Regions from separate parts of the Homo sapiens genome. Here region 2 is linked to region 1. Evidence: chromatin contacts called from ENCODE Hi-C or POLR2A ChIA-PET data. All regions are on one chromosome and are shown on one strand. The core of a region is the stretch at or near the end of the contact, and the rest is flanking DNA. Distances in the headings are between cores, read along the strand shown.

Region 1 (4,151 bases), core at 1,389-3,888:
TGGAGATTTTTTTTTTAATCAGTTTTTTATATCTTCTTTGCATTTCCTTTTTTTTTTTTTGGTGAGACAGAGTCTCACTCTGTCACCCAGCAGTGCAGTCACAGCTCACTGCAACCTCTGCCTCCTGGGCTCAAACGATCCTCCCACCTCAGCCTCCCAAGCAGCTTGGATTACAGGCGTGAGCCACCACACCCAGCTAATTTTTGTATTTTCTGTAAAGATGGAGTGTTGCCATGTTACCCAGGCTGGTCTTGAGCTCCTGAGCTCAAGTAATCTGCCCACCTCAGCCTCCCAAGGTGCTGGGATTACAGTGTGAGCCACAGCGCCTGGCCTCAAATTTTTATACAATATAAAACGTCAAGGAGATGTTTCTGTTAGTGTTTCCTATGGAAAACAACCTAATATTAGAATTCCTGATTTTTAAGGAATAAATTTGATTAATGTTAACTCTTCATACTTAGGTTTCATAATTTAAAAAGAAAAGCACAAAAGGCAGGAAAGGCCTCCTGTAGCCCTTGAGGCAGCAGCTGCGAAGCAGAGGAGGAGGGGGAGAGGAGGAGGAAGAGAAGGGGAGGGGGAGGGGAAGAGGGGAGGAGGAGGAAGAGAAGGGAGGGGGATGAGGAGGGGGAGGGGAGGAGGAAGAGAAGGGGGAGTGGGAGGGGAGGAGGGGGAGGGGGAGGGGAGAGGGGAGGAGGAGGAAGAGGAGGAACTGCTGTCCAGGGAGCACCTCCAGCTTTGAAAGGTCCCAAGTCCAGTTGAAAATCACAAGGAGTTTTTTTCATGGATGTCTCAGACTGTTTCAAACTCAGGGTTTTCCTTTATTGTCTTAATTTCTGGCCTGTGTTTTAGAGTGTGGAGCCCTGGGGTTGTGCCCACACTGACGCCGCAGTGGGGAACTGAGTGGAGCTGGGTGCTTGCCCCACTTGGAGGTGGCTCCAGGCGCGTGGGGGACACCCACTGCTCAGATGCAGCCACAGACGCCAAGAGTGTGGTCGACGCTCTAATAGCCCCTGTGGTCCCTATGCTGAGGAGGCTGAGAGGTCCTGAGCACGGGTGGGGCCCCGGCCACTCTTGGCCACCTCTGGCCGTGCCTGGAATTGAGCCATAAGTGGGCAGGGTAGGTGCTGGAGCTCAGGAAATGAGGACTCCCCTGCCTCCGCCGCTGCCACCACCACCACTGCTGACAGGCAGAGCCGCCTGGTCCTGAGTGTGGAGATGGCAGAACCTTCTCAGCCCTAGTGATTGTGTCTGTGGGACCCCCCAGGCTGCCTCACAGGCCATGTTCTAAGGTACCCACTGGTCTCTGCCCCACTTCCCGGCCTCACGGGAACCCACCTGCAAGGGCCCCGTGTCACCTGGCGGGAAGCTGTGGCCCAGGGCCTCTGCATCTCTTCTTTGTAAGAGATGTTTTTTAAAATGCATTTTCTCCTCTATACAGAATCTAGAAAAGCATATTAAAAAGAAGGAAATGGCCTGTCCTCTGCAGCTGGAAGAGAGGGGCCAAGCAGCTTCAGGGCCTGCCCGCCGCCCTGCTCCCCCGGCCCTGCTCCCACTGCGCCCCCCCCAACCCTGCTCCCCCAGCCACGGCCTTGCTCCCCCCGTCTCCGCTCCTCCCCGCACCACCCCGCTCCCCTCAACCCCACCCTGCTCTGCCGCAGACCTCAGTTTGCATCCATCCTGTGCCACATACGTTATGTTTAAAGTAAAAGTGTTTTCAGTTGTTAGAGATGAACATAGTGTGCAATTTGGTTTCACACTTTAGTGTTAATATTTGACCTTTTTTGGCATATCGTTAAAATTACAGGAAAGCCTATTTTCAGTCAGTCACACCCGTCGTAGGCTTCATCATTGCCTCATTTTGCATTTCCCTCTTTTTGGACTTTATTAGATTATTTTTCTCTTCAGGTTTTTATGCAGACGTGTCCTGTGCTTGGGTGTGTGCTCATGTGGTGGTGACCGCGCTGAGCCTCTGGGCTCTGGGCTCTAGGCTGGTCGTGACACCAGCTTCTCCATAGGGCCGTCTGCTTACCCCTCAGCCTCTCTGGCGAGACAGTCAAGTGTGTGTCCGGACACCAGCTGCTGCGTAATCGGTGGGATAAAGCAGCCGCCTCGTGTTCACAGACCTGTGGGCAGGGCCTGCTGGGGATGGTTTTCTCTGCTCCCCGTGCCCAGCACAGGCAGCTTCACCCCACGCTGGTGGTCGGCACTGGCCTCAGCCGGACCACGCACAGAGGCCTCCTGGGTGGCCATCGTGTGGCCTTCTCGTAGCGTCCCAGGTGGGCAGGGAGTGTGTGATATGTTTGTGATCTCGCTGTGGACATTGGCCTAAAGCCCTGCCCTGAGCTTTGTCCAGGCTTAGGCGGGGGACGGTGTCCCCCTCAGGGAGCAGGTGGAGTGGAGGAAGTGGCGGGGCCATCTTTGGAGTGGCTTATAGAGAAATTCACTCCAAGCCTGGCTTCCGTGTTGTCTCTCTGAAGGTCGGGAGAGGTGGGCTTGAAAACCTTGTAGCTTGAGAAGTGGGTGCCGCCTGTACGAAGCCGAGGCGGTGCCCTCCCTCTCCACAGCTGCCCGCCCTTCACAGAGTCCTGGCGGCAGCTCGGGGCCGCAGGTGGTGTAGAGCGTGGCTGTGTGGGGTGGCAGGCAACTCCCTTCTGACGCGCTTTCCCGCCACAGGCTTTACTGCAGATGGTGCGTGACGAGAGCCACCAGATCCTGGCGCTGTCAGAAGGCCTTGCACCCCCAAGCGGCGAGCCACACCCACCCCGGAAGGAAGACGAGATACAGGACATCTCGCTCCATGGGGGAAAGACGCAGGTTTATTTTGCCCTTCACACACTTCTTTTCCAAAGGATTTAAGGAGCTTGTGGTAATGGCCGCGTCCTTAGGGCCACGTGGACACTAGGATTTCTTTCTTTTTTTTTTTTTTTTTTTTTTTTTTTGAGACTCGGCTCACTGCAACCTCCACCACCCCGGGTCAAGCAGTTCTCTGCCTCAGCCTCCCGAGTAGCTGGGATTACAGGTGCATGCCACCATGCCCAGCTAATTTTTGTATTTTTAGTAGAGACGGGCTTTCACCATCTTAGCTAGGCTGGTCTTGAACTCCAGACCTTGTGATCCACCCGCCTCAGCCTCCCAAAGTGCTGGGATTACAGGCATGAGCCACCGTGCCTGGCCTAGGATTTTTTTTAGCACGGCCAAAAAGACTGAGGTCCAAGAACCCTGGGGAGGCCTTCCCATCTCCCACAGCCAGCGCAGGCTCTCGGGGCAGGTTCCCTGCGGGACGTGGAGGTGTGTGGGGGGCAGAAGGGCTCAGGGCTTTCAGGCCTGTGCCCTGTGTGAGCCTGCGGGGAGGCTGAGAGTGGTCCCTCCTGGCCATGTGGCCCTGCGGACTCGGCCCATTCCAGCACTTGTCCCCCAGGGCCTCTCCTCCTGCCACTCGGGTGACTTGCCCTCCGGCCTCATTCCTCCCCTTGGGTCTCTCCTACCTCCCCCTCCACACCCCAAGCCCCAGCAACTGGACCTCAGGGCCTCACCTCTGTGCTGTCGACCCCGCACCCCACTTTTCCCCAAGTCCTCCCCATCTCCCTGCCTGTCTGCTTCCATCACCAGGGCTTGTGGAGGTTGTGGAGTGGGTGCCAACTCCCATCACGCTCCCTCCCATCTCCGTGCCCACCCTGTCCTGCCCCTGTGCCTGCCTCTGACTGGGATCAAAGCTTTGTGAGGGAGGGAAGGGCTTTCTCCCTGTGCCTGGAACGCACAGGGTGTGCTGGTGCCATGGAGAGCCGGTGGGAGGGTCAGCCCCACCCGCCTCCGCTCGCCCCTCCAGCAGGCCCTGGTTGTGTGCGAGCGGCAGCCTGGCTGGCATTCAGGAGGCTCATTGGTGCTGCACGCTGCCCCTGGGGACCAGCGGGTAGCCCCTTGCAGCCTTAGGTCCCCTCCAGGCCCTGGGCCTTGAAGGCACAGCAGCAGGAAAAGAGGGAAGGAGCTTTGCTGACATTTTCCTGACCTTACTTTATCGTCTTTTTCAGTCTCTTCTGTGCTCATGATGGCAGCCTTTGCTTCTCGTGCCTTGAATGGCCCTGGGCAGTGTGTGTCTTCTCTTCTGTCAGGGTCATTTCTGTTTGAACGGCTGTCAGTCTGCTCAGCTGCCG
Region 2 (4,151 bases), core at 1,239-3,738, 58 kb after region 1:
TAAGCTATGCCACTGCACTCCAGCCTAGGTGGCAGAGCGAGACCCTGACTCTAAAACATAATAAAAGACCAAACAAGAAAAAGAACAGCACCATCATCCCCAAACACTCCTCATATTATCCCTTTGCAGTCTCCCGGTCCCCCAGCTGATCTATTCCCTATCCTTATGGGTTTATCTTTTCCGAAATGTCATATAAATGGAATCATATAGCATGTAACCTTTCGAGAATGGCTTTCTTCTTTCAGCGTAATGTATTTTGAAATTTATTCACACTTTTGCAAGTATCAATAGTCTGTTCCTCTTTATTGCTGAGTAGTTTTCCATAGTATGGTTACGTCACAGTCTCTTCATTCACTTGACATCTGGGTTGTTTCTAGTTTTTTGGTGATTAAGAATAAAGTGGCTATAAACAATTGTGTACAGGTTTTTATGTGAACACAAGTTTTTACTTCTCTAGGGTAGATAATCAAGTGGAATTGCTGGGTCGTCTGGTGAGTGTTTGCTTTACTGTATAAAGAACTTCCACACTGTTTTCCAGAGTGGCTATACCATTTTGCATGCCCATCAGCAATATATGAGTTTCTATTGCTTCACAGTCTTTGTCAGCACTTGACATTGTCAGTATTTTTAAAGCTTTAGCTGTTTGAATAGGCATATAGTGGTATCTCATTATGGTTTTGTGTTTCCTAACAGAAGGAAAATGATAACAGCGGAAATCAGTGAAACTGAAAGCAGAAAAAACAATAGGAAAAAATCAGTGGGGCCAGGTGCAGTGGCTCACACCTGTAATCCCAGCACTTTGGGAGGCTGAGACGGGTGGATCACTTGAGGTCAGGAGTTCTAGACCAGCCTGGCTAACATGGTGAAACCCCATCTCTACTAAAAATACAAAAATTAGCCAGGCGTGGTGGCGCATGCCTGTAATCCCAGCTATTCCAGAGGCTGAGGCAGGAGAATCACTTGAACCCAGGAGGCAGAGGTTGCAGTGAGCCAGTTGTGCCACTGCATTCCATCCTGGGTGACAGAGCAAAACTCCGTCTCAAAAAAACAAAAACAAAAACAAAAAACAGTAGAACCAATACCTGGTTCTTTGAAAAGATAATAAATTTGATAAACCTCTAACAAGACCGACAGTGAGAAAATACCAAAGACACAAATTACCAGTCAGGAATGAAAGAGGCCAATCTCTATAGACTGCACAGACATTAAAGCATGATAAGGGAGTACTATGAACAACTGTATCCATATCTGGTCATATGCCCAGTAGATGTTTCGGGCAACGATTGACCACATATATAACAGTGGCTCCATGAGATCATGATAAAGCTAAAAATTCTTACCACCTAGTGACCTTGTAGCCATTGTAACACAACACATTACTCACGTGTTTGTGGTGATGCTGGTGTAAACAAACCTGCTGTGCTGCCAGTCTTAAAAATCTAATCCATATAATTAGGTACTGTACATAATACTTGGTAATGATAAATGAATGTTACTGGTTTATGTATTTACTGTACAATTTATTGTTATTTTAGAGTATATTCCTATTATATTTTAAAAATGTTAACTGTCAAACAGCCTCAGGCAGACCCTTCGTGAGCTATTTGAGAAGGCTTTGTCATTATAGGAAGTGTCAAGCTTCCATGCATGTTATTACCCTTGTGCACTACTCATCTTTGTTCCTGTGACCTGTAGGGGTAGTTGAGTGCTTTTGAGAATGGGTTTTTAGAAATTGTGTTGCCGAGTGAAGGACTTGGTGATATTACTAGGGATTTGGCATCTGTGATCCTAAGTGAGATTCTTCTGCAGCAGTGGAGTTCAGCCAGAGCCATATTCCGTACCTCTGTGATGCAGATTAATTGCCTCTCCTACACACATGCACATTTGAAAATTACTGCCTTCTAAACCTTAAAAAGTTGTGCACAAGTTGAAATTTAATAAGTGAAATTGTACAGTTATATCCTGAACCTGATGAGGATTGTCACTGCAGCACTGAGCATGTTGGTGTGGGTGGTGGCTGGCTGTGGACCTGGGAGTGTGCAGTGATGGAGTGAGGGGGTGAACAAGGATGATGTACTTCCAAGGGGTACCCGGGTCAGTGCAGTGAATCAGGTGTGCTCATTGCATTGAGGAAGGGTTGGTTTTAAAAATGGAAGGCTTAGGGAAGAAAATAGTGATTTATAATATGATGCCATTCGGGTCAATTAAAAGTACACAGACACAAAGCAACATGCATTCTGCAGAATATATTCTAAAAGACACTATAAAAAAGTTTCTAAAAGACACTATAGAAAGAAGCTATAAGAAAATATGTCTAAAAGACACTAAATGCAAAAAAAAAAAAAGTCTGAAGAGATGGAACACAGTGGGGACACAGGGAATAAATAAATGGAAGGACAGGCAGATAAGCATGAGAGGCTTGGGAGGAGCCAAGTGAGCTCTTAAAGCAGAGGCTCTGTGCAGAGGGCAGGGCTTGGGCGCAGTGCAGGGTGGAGTAGGTGGGGAGGTTGTGGTAGGCTGGTGTGGACCAGAGCAGCTGCTTGGCCCACAGGCCGTGGCTCAGGCTCTTCTTCTGTAGGATGGCATATTAATGCCTACCCAGAGGCTTCCACTGAGGCTTAACTTAGATGTCAGATATTCAACGGTGTCAGTCTGTTCACACAACAAATCCTACAATAAAAAATACATCTAAAGGAAATACTCAATTATGTACTCAATAAATGACATCAGCCTGTGTCTTCTGATTCACAGCAGCCTTACTGCTTTGCTTGCTTGTTTTGAGAGAAGGGAGATCTTACAAAACACTAAAAACTCTACCATGTTCACCCAGAGGACAAGCTAATCATGAGAATTGTAATATGTATTTCTGGTCTAAATAAAGTCTTCACATCACACATCCCCTGTTAGAACTTCCAGGTATGTGTAGGAAACCAAATAGTGTGCTTACATTAAGAAGTGTTTTCATGATGGTGCATTTCCTACCTCATTCCTAGGTGGTTTAATTTGTTTTCAGGCTGTTTTTCCTTATGATAATTTACTGGAACAGCCGTCCTTTTTCCTCCTTTCCCAAGGACACCCCTTGGCCTGGGACGGCTTGTGTCCCATGGGTCCCTTATTGCAATACTTGTGAAACTTGAACCTGCACAGGAGTTACTGGAGGATCTTGATAAAGTGCGGATTTGGATTCTGTCAGTTTGGGATATGGCCTTAGAGTTTGCATTTTTGGCAAGCTCCCAGGGGATGGTGATCACAATTTTTAAAATTTGAAGTGTTATTTACACACAGTAAAATTCACCCTTACTCTTCTACAGTGGTACAGATTTTTGACAAACGCATATGCTCATGTAACCACCACTACACTCCCAACGTAGAACAGTTTCACCACCCTCAAAATTCTCTTGTCTTTTCCTCACTCCCAGCCCCTGGCAACCACTAGCTGTATCTGACGCTATGGTTGTATCTTTTCCAGAATGTCATAAAAGTTGAGTATTCAGTAGCCTTTTGAGTCTGGCTTCTTTCACTCAGCAGCATGCATGTGAGATCTATCCAAATTGCTGTGTGTATCAGTAGTTTGTTCCTTTTTTATTGCTGAGTGGTATTCCATTTTATGGGTCCATTATAGTTTATTTGTCCAGACACTTCATGGAAGGACATCAGTGTTTCCAGTTTTTCAATCATAAATTGATGTTTAATTTTAAAATTTTGGAATTGTAGAAGAAATGCAATTCTTTTTTCCATTGTTGTTTTAGGTGACATCACTCAAAAAGGATATGAAAAGAAAAGGGCAAAGCTGCTTGCACGTTATATACCGCTTATTCAAGGTAAGGTCAATACACTCAGGTGTTACATAGCAATTATATTGTTTCATAACATGTGATTTTTAAATTGTTTTTAGAGTTTAACATTTGTTAGCAATGTTAAACCAACTTTAAACACTGGTATATGTTGATTATTGATTGAGACAGGGTCTCGCTGTGTTGCCCAGGCTGGTCTTGAAAAATATGCCTCTAATATTAAATAATAAAATCCAAAGGCATAGATTATAATTTAAAGCTCTGGCTTGATACAGATCTCAGATCTCATTCCCAAAGAGGATTTATTTTATTTTTATGATTATGAACAACCTGGCACAATTCTTACTAGGGCTAGAG

The links. Hi-C counts contacts between places; a loop is a spot of excess contacts on that map. ChIA-PET counts read pairs that join two places held with the same protein, here RNA polymerase II (POLR2A).
Region 2: a map of natural killer cell shows a loop between it and region 1 (4-fold over the local background). The contact joins two enhancer-like sites. A Hi-C loop is called at or near these places in 2 of 168 maps with a recorded cell type or tissue (endothelial cell of hepatic sinusoid and natural killer cell). POLR2A ChIA-PET finds 5 or more read pairs at or near these places in 1 of 52 experiments (activated CD8-positive, alpha-beta memory T cell).

The regions. Positions count from the first base shown.
Region 1 is chr21:46,423,158-46,427,308 of GRCh38, forward strand. PCNT (pericentrin) reads left to right here. Exons shown (of 47, transcript NM_006031.6): 33 at 2,674-2,814. Among named protein-coding and RNA genes, the nearest start is that of DIP2A, 34 kb to the right of the region's middle. RefSeq lists enhancers at 3,308-3,809, 3,810-4,151. Within about 2 kb of position 2,639, at least 6 of the 41 ENCODE cell types and tissues checked have a DNase peak (open chromatin) inside an H3K27ac peak, as active enhancers do.
Region 2 is chr21:46,481,008-46,485,158 of GRCh38, forward strand. It overlaps DIP2A (disco interacting protein 2 homolog A), which reads left to right. Exons shown (of 38, transcript NM_015151.4): 2 at 3,750-3,821. Among named protein-coding and RNA genes, the nearest start is that of DIP2A-IT1, 21 kb to the left of the region's middle. Within about 2 kb of position 2,489, at least 2 of the 41 ENCODE cell types and tissues checked have a DNase peak (open chromatin) inside an H3K27ac peak, as active enhancers do.